Regions from separate parts of the Homo sapiens genome. Here regions 1 and 3 are each linked to region 2. The links are chromatin contacts, found by Hi-C or POLR2A ChIA-PET in ENCODE. All regions are on one chromosome and are shown on one strand. Each heading gives the region's core, a stretch centred on a gene start or an enhancer-like site at or near the end of the contact. The rest is flanking DNA. Distances are from core to core; before and after follow the strand shown.

What was found. Hi-C counts contacts between places; a loop is a spot of excess contacts on that map. ChIA-PET counts read pairs that join two places held with the same protein, here RNA polymerase II (POLR2A). Pooled maps may share reads with other maps.
Region 1: a map of gastrocnemius medialis shows a loop between it and region 2 (6-fold over the local background). The contact joins two enhancer-like sites. A Hi-C loop is called at or near these places in 1 of 168 maps with a recorded cell type or tissue (gastrocnemius medialis) and 6 of 50 pooled maps. POLR2A ChIA-PET finds 5 or more read pairs at or near these places in 1 of 52 experiments (Panc1).
Region 3: a map of naive thymus-derived CD4-positive, alpha-beta T cell shows a loop between it and region 2 (3-fold over the local background). The contact joins the promoter of COPG1 here to the enhancer-like site in region 2. A Hi-C loop is called at or near these places in 1 of 168 maps with a recorded cell type or tissue (naive thymus-derived CD4-positive, alpha-beta T cell) and 8 of 50 pooled maps. POLR2A ChIA-PET finds 5 or more read pairs at or near these places in 1 of 52 experiments (Panc1).

The regions. Positions count from the first base shown.
Region 1 is chr3:129,223,567-129,226,830 of GRCh38, reverse strand. No RefSeq gene overlaps it. Among named protein-coding and RNA genes, the nearest start is that of COPG1, 24 kb to the left of the region's middle. Within about 2 kb of position 1,695, at least 37 of the 41 ENCODE cell types and tissues checked have a DNase peak (open chromatin) inside an H3K27ac peak, as active enhancers do; they include gastrocnemius medialis, where a contact is called at or near this core.
Region 2 is chr3:128,802,497-128,805,808 of GRCh38, reverse strand. The region is part of intron 3 of RAB7A (RAB7A, member RAS oncogene family); the gene reads right to left. Among named protein-coding and RNA genes, the nearest start is that of MIR12124, 43 kb to the left of the region's middle. RefSeq lists an enhancer at 1,286-1,405. Within about 2 kb of position 1,513, at least 14 of the 41 ENCODE cell types and tissues checked have a DNase peak (open chromatin) inside an H3K27ac peak, as active enhancers do; they include gastrocnemius medialis, where a contact is called at or near this core.
Region 3 is chr3:129,247,232-129,250,925 of GRCh38, reverse strand. It overlaps COPG1 (coat protein complex I subunit gamma 1), which reads right to left and starts at 1,320. Exons shown (of 24, transcript NM_016128.4): 1 at 1,180-1,320; 2 at 192-244. The coding sequence starts at 1,216.

The DNA.
Region 1 (3,264 bases), core at 446-2,945, 420 kb before region 2:
TGCTAAAGTGTGCTGTGGGCTTTCCTATGTGTTAATCTTGGTGAATCTTCCCCACAACTCTGCGAAGAAGGTTTTATTACTATCTCCATCTTACAGTGGATGATACAGGCTTAGAGTTGACACAAGAAATGGCAGAGCTGCAATTCCGCCCTGAGTCTTTTGATTCCAAGTCACAGGCTCTATCCACTCCCTGCTCTGGCTTTCCCACAGCAGGGCATGTCATGGGCGGGTGGCCAGCCTGCGCACTCTCCAAGAGCTTCCTCTCCATACAAGGGTGTGCATGAGTCAGAGACACGCTGGCAGGACTAAAAGAAGATGCTTATCATATTACCTTGAATTTGTCTTTCTTTATCCAACCATAACATCTGAAATACACTATGCGTGATAGGATATATATAAAATGTTTCTGTGTGTTTACTATACTTTTTCAAATTAACAATGGACTCCATTGTATTTTGTGGGATTTTTGTTGTTGTTGTTTTTAAGACAGGGTCTCAGGCCGGGCACGGTGGCTCATGCCTGTAATCCCAGCACTTTGGGAGGCTGAGGCGGGCAGATCATGAGGTCAGGAGTTCAAGACCAGCCTGGCCAACATGGTGAAACCCCATCTCTACTAAAAATACAAAAATTAGCTGGGCATGGTGGCACGTGCCTGTAATCCCAGCTACTTGGGAGGCTGAGGCAGGAGAATCGCTTGAACCCAGGAGGCAGAGGTTGCAGTGAGCCAAGACTGCGCCACTGCACTCCAGCCTGGCGACAGAGCGAGACCCCATCTCAAAAAAAAAAAAAAGACAGGTTCTCATTCTGTCACCTAGACTGGAGTGCAGTAGTATGATCTCTGCTCATAGGCTCAAGTGATCCCCCTACCTCAGCCTCCCCAGTAGCTGGGACTACAGGCATACACCATGCCTAGCTAACTTTTTTAAAAAAACAATTTTTGTAGAAATGGGGTATCACTTTGTTGCCAAGGCTGGTCTTGAACTTCTGGCTTCAACTGATCCTCCCGCCTCAGCCTACCTAAAATTGGGATTATAGGCATGAGCCACCATGACTGGCTAACTCCATTGTTTTAAATGTAGAGGTGCTTTACTTGAAAAGGTGACTAAAGGTTTAAAAAATGTATATTACTATTTTAAAATAAGCTTACCTGGCCAGGCACGGTGGCTCACACCTATAATCCCAGCACTTTGGGAGGCTGAAGGAGGATTGCTTGAGCCCAGAAGTTCAAGGCTGCAGTGAGCTATGATTGTGCCACTGCACTCCAGCCCAGGAGACAGACTGAGACCCTGTCTCTAAAAGCAATTCATAAATAAAATACAGCATACCAAAATTTTTAAGTTGTATTTACTATTTCTTCATATCAATAAACAAAATTAGAAGTAGCCCAAGTCTCTCTTACTCCCTGAGATGCCCTGCTCCAGCTGATTTGAACCATGTCAAGTCTAGGATTTACGTTGCTTTTTAAAATTGCAGGGAAATGATCTGCTTGGATTACGTTCAACTTGCAGTCCGTGTTTAGCCATGGCAAAAACAAACTCGAGGGCAGATAATACTCGTTTGGCTTGGCAGAGCTTGCAGAGGAAGTCCTGTGGCTTCCTTCCACGTCCCAGCTTGCTGCAGATCCTCCTTCCGGTGCCCAGTATGCAGTGGCTGCCAGCATGTCCCAGTGCCCTGCTGGCCCTAGGCTGGAGCTGTAACTGAGCAAGAGGCTGTGTCCTAAATAACTCTCACAGTCACCGAGGCTGATTACAATTCTTTCGCAACATAGTCTCTGATTTGCTTTCCAAAGGTCAGAAGCTTGAGCTAATGTGTTTCAGGGACAACCCAGTCAGCTTGTATTTAAAAAAGAGAATTTTTATAATTTGAAAAAGAAGATAGAGCATCCGGAAACTGAGAAAATAAATTAAAAGTTCGTTCCTCCCATTCTTGATGTGTATCTTTTTGGAACATAACAGGAAAGGAAATAAAAATTTTAAAACCCTCAACAGTCTCAGCATTCCTCCTTCAGTCCTCATCCATATAGGACTATAGTTTGATAACACTGTAATTGTAGCAGGATACAAATTTCTGTTCTGTCTTCTCTTCTGTAATAAATTCCAAAAAAGGAAACCTAGCTTTTTATGGGGTAGGAGTTACTTTTTATTCTAAAGGCAGTGCAATATTACATAAAGTTTGAGGAAATTGAAAAAAAATATTCATAAGCCTGTCATCCTTACTTAACAGCTTTTTTTTTTTTTTTTGAAACAAGGTTTGGATCTATTGCCCAGGCTGAAGTGCAGTGGTGTGATCTCGGCTCACTGCAACCTCCACCTCCTGGCCTCAAGTCATCCTCCCACCTCAACCTCCTGAGTAGCTGGGACTACAGGCACCTGCCACCATGCCCAGCTAATTTTTTGTATTTTTTTTTTTTTTTGTAGAGATGGGGTTTTGCCATGTTGCCCAAGCTGGTCTCCAACTCATGAGCTCAAGCAATCCATCCCCCTCGGTCTCCAAAGTGCTGGGATTATAGGCGTGAGCCACCATGCTCAGCCAATTTTTGCATTTTCTTTTATTCTTTTTTTTTTTTTTTTTTGAGACGGAGTCTCGCTGTGTCACCAGGCTGGAGGGCAATGGCACGATCTTGGCTCACTGCAACCTCTGCTTCCTGGATTCTCCTGCCTCAGCCTCCTGAGTAGCTGGGACTACAGGCGCGTGCCACCACGCCCAGCTAATTTTTGTATTTTTAGTAGAGACGGCATTTCACCATGTTGGCCAGGATGGTCTCTGTCTCTTAGAGACCTTGTGATCTGCCCACTTTGGCCTCCCAAAATGCTGGGATTACAGGTGTGAGCCACCATGCCTGGCCTAATTTTTGCATTTTATATCTACACTTTGTCCACTGCATCCATAGTTTGCATCTTTTACATAATAGAACTATTATGATTATTCCCCACAAGTATTCACAAGTATTTATTTTAAAAAGACTATATCCTAGCTTGTAAGTGGTACAGAAAAAAACTAAAATAAAAAAGATTACGTACTTCCTAGCACTCTAAAAAACCCTAAAAAACTTTTAAGTTCTCTTTACCAGTCCTATTCACATGGATATTTTATTTTTACAGTTGTGAATAAAGCAGGAATTCAATTTAATATTTTTGTTGTCATTTTATATTATAAAAAAATTAGTATTTCCTTATAGTCTTTGTCATTTTTTTCCTTAAATTTTCTTTAAGAATTGAAAGAATTACAAAAGTAATTTATGTTTATTTGTTACACACAAAATCC
Region 2 (3,312 bases), core at 264-2,763:
TGGTGGTGCATGCCTGTAATCCTAGCTACTTGGGAGGCTGAGGCAGGAGAATTGCTTGAACCTGGGAGGCGCAGGTTGCGGTGAGCCAAGATCGTGCCATTGCCCTCCAGCCTGGGTGATAAGAGCGAAACTCTGTCTCAAAAAAAAGAGAAAAGTTTGCCTAAACAACAAAAAAGATTAGCATGTTATATTTCATTTGTATTATACCTCAAAAAACAAAACAAATGAAAAACTCTTGACAAAAAGAGATCAAGAGAAAGACAATGAGAACACACACCAGAGTAAAGATTAAACCAGGTACTACCGCCCAGCTCTAAGCTGGTCACCTCATTCACTGCCATGCTAGATTTAAGAGCAAGGCTGGGTATACTTACTGCCCTAGATCCGTAACAGGCACTCAAACAGAGCCGGACGAACATGATAACAACTCAGATATAAGGATGAAGGGCAAAAAAGACAAATTTATTTCTAATGACTCCACTGCCTCTCGGCAGGCTAGGGCACTAAATGCTCCCTTGCCCAGATACAATAAACAAAGTCCACACATGTAGACTAAACAGGATCGGGACTGCTGGTGGTACTCATCCCTGTGCTCTCCTGGTTCTCCAATGTTCTACATGGAATATGTATGCATCTCTGTCAGTGGAGAAGTGACCCCATTCTCAAACAAACAAACAAACAAACAAACAAAAGAACACTTGGCATCCTCCCACACAGGAAGGAGTTCATGTCTTGTTCTAGTCATATGCGCGGAGGTTTTCTGTAGCTGAAATCCTAGACTGCACTCCTAGACTGCACATGTGATACTCTCCACATTCTCCCAAGTTCCTCCCCTCTACCCCGTCACGCACTAGGGCACTCTGGCAACAGCAGATGGGGTGACATGGGAGAGCAGGTTCACTGGACTTTACTGCTGCCCAACAGATTTAGTGAACCATCGATTCCTATTTTTAAGAAAATATTGCTGACAATTTCCTATCATTATAAACAACTCAGCAATGAACATTAGCATAGAGAGCTTTCTCTGTATGTCAAATGGCTTTTTTCAGATAGACTCCTACAAGCAAAATTACATAAGAACTCTGTTACTGTTAGGTGGAACCAATTCATCATCTGGAACTCAGATACACAGAGAAGGCAAAGTAATACATCAAAAAGAAGTCAACAAGTTGACGGGTTCCTAGAAAGTTACCAAAATTAATTTAACTTTGAATTTACAAAAGTAAAGGCCATATTTATCAAAACATCAACAAGTACAGTCCTATGGCTGACTGTGATTTTTAAATTTTTTAATATTTTAATTGAAATTGTTAACAGCGACCTGGGTTCTTGGAATCTTCCATGATAGAAATCAAGAGAGATCACCAGACACAATAGCAAAGAGAAAGTGAAAGTGTATTAGCTTATGCATAGTGAGCTAGCACTGCAAAAGGAAAGGGGCAGCTGTTCTCTGAAAGCAGTGTGGGAGTTAACTTTAAAGGGCTTTCCTGTGGGGAGGGGTGATGTCAGGATATGTATATAGGAGGGGTTTTTCTAGTGCATGCACAGTGGCTAAACATGCTTCTTCAGAAATTGCGTGTAGCACTAGCAGGTTAAATCTCCATCCTGGGTGTGACTTTTGGCATTAAAATGAGGAAAAGGTAACTATAAGTTGAAGTTGAAGTCTAACTGCACATGCTGGGGGCGGGGGGGGGCCCAGGGAGGTCCCTAGCCCCATGAAGCAGGAACTTGTGATAACAGTTTCTCGGGGTTTTTTGTTGCTGATTGTTTGGAAGTTAGGTAAGCTACAGCTTGAGTAAGGGGCTTTTATTCTTTTTCTCTAGACCACATCAAAACAGGAAACCAGCCAGCCTGCTTGTTTCAAAATGTTTTGTTTTCTCCATTTAAAATTATACCCTTATAACTGTCTACCCAATATTCTGATGTGACAAAAATTAACACTGTTATTTTTATCCGTTTTTTCCAAGAGTTAACCCTTCCCTCATTGCATTTTCTTCCTTCTTCACCACAAGTAAATGCTCCTGAAGAGATGCCTTACATAAACATTATCATCCTGTACAGCTTTTTGCAACTTGTCTTTTTTCATTCCCAAAAGTTAACAGTTATATAATATTCCACTGCTTTAATAGACTCACTTAGTTCCCCAGATCATTTGAGTTATTTGCAGTTTTTCACTCCCCATGCAAGGCTGCAATGATAACTCTCATTACAACTCTCTCATAATGTCCAGAGATAAGTTTCTCTAGGCCATACACTCAGACTCAGAACTCTGGATTGCTGCATATGTCTATGTTCAACACTGGGGAGCAGAGTGGCAGTTTCTACTGAAAAGGTTGTACTCATTACTACACTCCTACCATCAACCAGAGGCTGTTCCACTCCCTATATTCTAGCATCCACCAGGTTACCTACTGCTTGGATACTATTAGGCATTATCATCTTTGTCACCTGCTTGTGTGGTTTGTTCTTGTTAGTCTGGGAATCTTGTTATTTACATGTTTAATGTAATCTATTAATCAATCTTCAACATTTTATGATTTGTACTTTCTGTATTTTCAAATGCCAAAGGTGAAAAGTATTCACTATTTTCATTTTTTAAGTTTTCACTTTGTATTTTTTCCACCTTCAGGTCTTGAATCCTCTGGTTCCCCCAAGCTAGAATGTAAAGCCCTGTCCTGGTCCCACTTATTTACCCTACTGGCTGAGCGCAGTGGCTCATGCCTGTAATCCCAGGACTTTGGGAGGCCAAGGTAGGTGGATCACCTGAGGTCGGCAGTTCGAGACCAGCCTGGCCAACATGGTGAAACCCCGTTTCTACTAAAAATAAATACAAAAAATTAGCCAAGCGTGGTGGCAGGCGCCTGTAATCCCAGCTACTTGGGAGGCCGAGGCAGGAGAATTGCCTGAATCGGGGAGGCAGAGGTTGCAGTGAGCTGAGATCAGGCCACTGCACTCCAGCCTGGGCGACAGTGAGACTCCTGTCTCAAAAAAAATAAAAAATAGGCTGGGTGTGGTAGCTCACGCCTGTAATCCCAGCGCCGTGGGAGGCTGAGGCGGCCAGATCATGAGGTCAAGAGATCAAGACCATCCTGGCTAACATGGTGAAACCCCATCTCTACTAAGAATACAAAAAATTAGCTGGGCGTGGTGGCACACACCTGTAGTCCCAGCTACTCGGGAGGCTGAGGCAGAATTGCTTGAACCCAGGAGGCGGAGGTTGCAGTGAGCCAAGATCACGCCACTGCACTCCAGCCTGGGCGACAGAGTGAGACTCCATCTCAAAAATAAATAAATAAATACATACATACATAA
Region 3 (3,694 bases), core at 71-2,570, 450 kb before region 2:
AAAAAAAAAAAAAGAAGTAAGCATAACTAACTCTCTCCAGAAACAAAGTTTTCCTGTCTTCCAGAAAACTTCCAGGCACAAGTTTTCTCCCGTGTTGCTCTTTAAAACAACACTTTGAATGTGTTGGTATTTCAGTTGCATTGGTGGTGAATATTTATGATGGAAGCTAGAGGGGAGCAAATGTCACTTGCCTCCTGGAGTACCGCACTCTTCTCAAGGTGCTGGAATGGGTTGGAGCCTCCACCTACGGTCAAGGACAATGGAGAAGGTAGGTTGTGACTCTGAACTTCAAAACTCTCCCAGACATAGGTAAAGGGAAGATGTCCCTTCCTAGGAAATCTAGTAAAGTTCAAACTCCTCAGGAATGGCAATCAAGCCTCTACAATCTGTCTAGGGATCCTACTAGTCTCCTGCAAGCAGGTGGGCTCCACTCTACCCCAAACCACTCACAATCTCCCAGCAGCCCTGGTACAGTCCTGTGCTTCTCATGGTGCCATGTCTTGTGTTCATTTATATAACTTGTAATTAACTAAGTCCCTATGTGCCAGGGACCACCATCTCGTTGTAACTAGTTCCTTCATAGCAGATGACACATTTGCAAATAATTACACGTGTGATTATCTGGTTGATGTCTGCCTCCTCCATCGTGGGTGCAACCATTCTAATATTCCTAGCTCAGGCACTGAGTGTCCCACTTGCTCTGTTGCAGTATCCAGGACACCGTACAGTACCTGGCATACAGTAACTGCTCAATATACTTTGCTGAATAAATGAATGATGGGGTCAGAGTTCCCAGTCACAGGACGCTGGCTCCGCAGGTTACACCCCAGTTTGGCCAGCACCAACGTAGCCCCAGCGAATCCCAAGAGGTTGGACGAAGAAAGTAACAAGAGAACATTCGGCATGGTCCCCTCCTTTGACAGATGGGTAAATTGAGGCCTGGGGGGGGGGGTGTTTGTCGCGCCCAAGGTCACCCAGAAAATTGCAGTCCGAGCTTACAAGAGTGAGACAGCCGCGCATGCTCGGGCTCTCCGAGGCCTGCCACTGACTAGCTGTGGACCCTGGCACAAGCCCCTGCCCCTCACTGGGCCTCAGCCTCCGGGTCAGGACAGAGAACCAGAAGGAAAGCTCGGCGGGTGGGGGTCCGGCCTCCCTCAGACCCAGGCCTGGCCCCCTCACCTGACTCCTCATCCTTCTTGTCGAATTTCTTCAACATAGTGGAGTCGGTGGGGCGCAATGCAGCAACGCAATGCTCGACGGGCGCGGCACGGAGTAGCGGTGCCACAGTGGTTCTACAGGGACCACTTCCGGGCCCCGACTGGCCACGTCGCCCAGCGCTCTGCGCAGGCGCATTCCGCGCTCTGCGCCTGCGCTCTTTCCGGTAGCCACAGCCTCGTCTAATGTTAACCTTAGCTCCGCCGGAGCGGGAGTGGGGAAAGCCAGACGGAGGGGCAAGGGCTAGGTGCAGGGGGGTACTGACTAGCATCCCAACTCTGCTCCCTACGCTTCTTTCCGTATACCAAGGGAGGAGGAGGAGCCCCTGCCTCGTTGCGTTGTGGCGTGAGTCTTTGTGGCTTTCGGGTGTGAGGTTGGTGGCACACACTGGCCCGCAGTAAACACCCAATTGATGTGACCGGTCTATGACTGTTATTGCCACCTTCCGAAGGAGCCTTGCCAGCCACTCACTCCTCGCTTTCAGATTCTTTCCCCTGCCTGATTTCCTCCTCAGCTCGAATCGCCATCTAACACTTTATTTTTACTTTCTGGCTTTTATTTGTTTATTTATTTCTCGTTCTGCTGCCCAGGCTGTGGTGCAGTTGTGCGATCCTGGCTCACTGCAGCCTACAGTTCCTGGGCTCAAGCGATCCTCCCACCTCAGCCTCCCGAGTAGAGCTGGGCGCACCACCCCCGACTAATTTTTTAATTTTTGTAGAGACGAGGTCTCACTATGATGTTGCCCAGTCTGGTCTTGAACTCGTGGCCTCAAGCGATCCTCCTTTCTCGACCTTCCAAAGTGCTGGGATTACAGCGGTGAGCCACTGCACCCGGCCACTTTCTTGCTCTTTTGTTTTTTTTTTTGTTATTTGCTTGTTTGTTTGTCTTTTATTCACTGCAGTGGATAATGTTGGCACATAGTAGTTGCTCAGTGAGTTCTCGTTGAATGAATGCGTGCAATTGCATTTTTAATTTATATCTGCCGGGCCCTATCTCGTCTGCTCCTGATGCAAATTGCCTTGTACATTATCAACCTTAAGAGATCTAACTAAACAGCATAGAACTTCTACGTTATTTTGTAAATACTTTGGATATTTATGGAGTGCCAACTAGATGCGCTGCCTACGCGGGGAGGTGGGGGGAAGGGCGTGGGAAGGAACGGAAAGGGGAAAATGACACATCACCCAGGGTTTATCTTCCTGGGGACCTATGCAGGACACCCTGAGGCTAAGGTAAGCACAGTGCATGCCAGTGAGCCAGATTGCATTGGCAATGGCAAAGTCGTGATGGCCAAGCGCTGCGACACGGCCCCAGCTTGCCTGGGGAGGGGAAGCCCGCAGGCCTGTGGGCAGGAGAAGGAGTGGGCTGTGGAGAGGAGAGGCAGGAGGCTGAGGCAGAGGCCCCAGGTGAAAAGGGTGACCGCAAAGCTGGAGGAAGGGAGATGTCAGAGGGGCCAGCCCTTAGGGTCTGGCTTTGCAGAGGCTAGGGCCAAGGACAACAGATCTTGTGACATGCAAAATTGTCAAGAGTCAGAAAGATGTTCAAAATGTCTGATCGGTAACCCCACCCCTAATCAGGAGGAAATTGTTCAAAAGAAGAAAATGAGGCCGGGCGCAGTGTCTCAAGCCTGTAATCCCAGCACTTTGGAAGGCTGAGGCAGGTGGATCACCTGAGGTCAGGAGTTTGAGAGCAGCCTGACCAACATGGTGAAACCCCATCTCTACTAAATACAAAAAAAAAAAAAATTAGCCTGGCGTGGTGGTGCATACCTGTAATCCCAGCTACTCGGGAGGCTGAGGCAGGAGAATCGTTTGAACCTGGGAGGCGGAGGCTGCAGTGAGCTGAGATCACGCCGTTGCACTCCAGCCTGGAGTCTGGGCAACAAAAGCGAAACTGTCTCAAAAAAAAGAAAAAAGAAAATGAAGTTGCCTGCTGCAGCAGTTTGCAGCAAAATAATTGTAAACACCCTAAATGTCTATCAATAAAGGGATGATTAAGGAAGTTATGGTACATCTGAGGACTAAACTGATTTTTATCTTGTCTCAGCTACTCCAGGAGTCTGAGATGGGAGGATTGCTTAAGCCTGGGAGGTCAAGGCTGCAGTGAGCCATGATCATGCCTCTGTACTTCCAGCGTGGGCAACAGAGCAAGACCCTGTCTCAAAAAATACATAGGGGTGGCCAGGCGAGGTGGCTCACGCCTCCAGCACTTGGGAGGCTGAGGAGGGTGAATCACCTGAGGTCAAGAGTTTGAGACCAACCTGACCAACATGGTGAAACCCCGTCTCTACTAAAAATATAAAAATTCACTGGGCATGGTGGCAGATGCCTGTAATCCCAGCTACTCGGGAGGCTGAGGCAGGAGAATTGCTCAGGAGGTGGAGGTTGCCCTGAGCCAAGATCGTGCCATTGCACTCCAGCCTGGGTGACGGGCGAGACTCTGTCTCAAAAAAAAAAAGTGTATATACATATATATATAT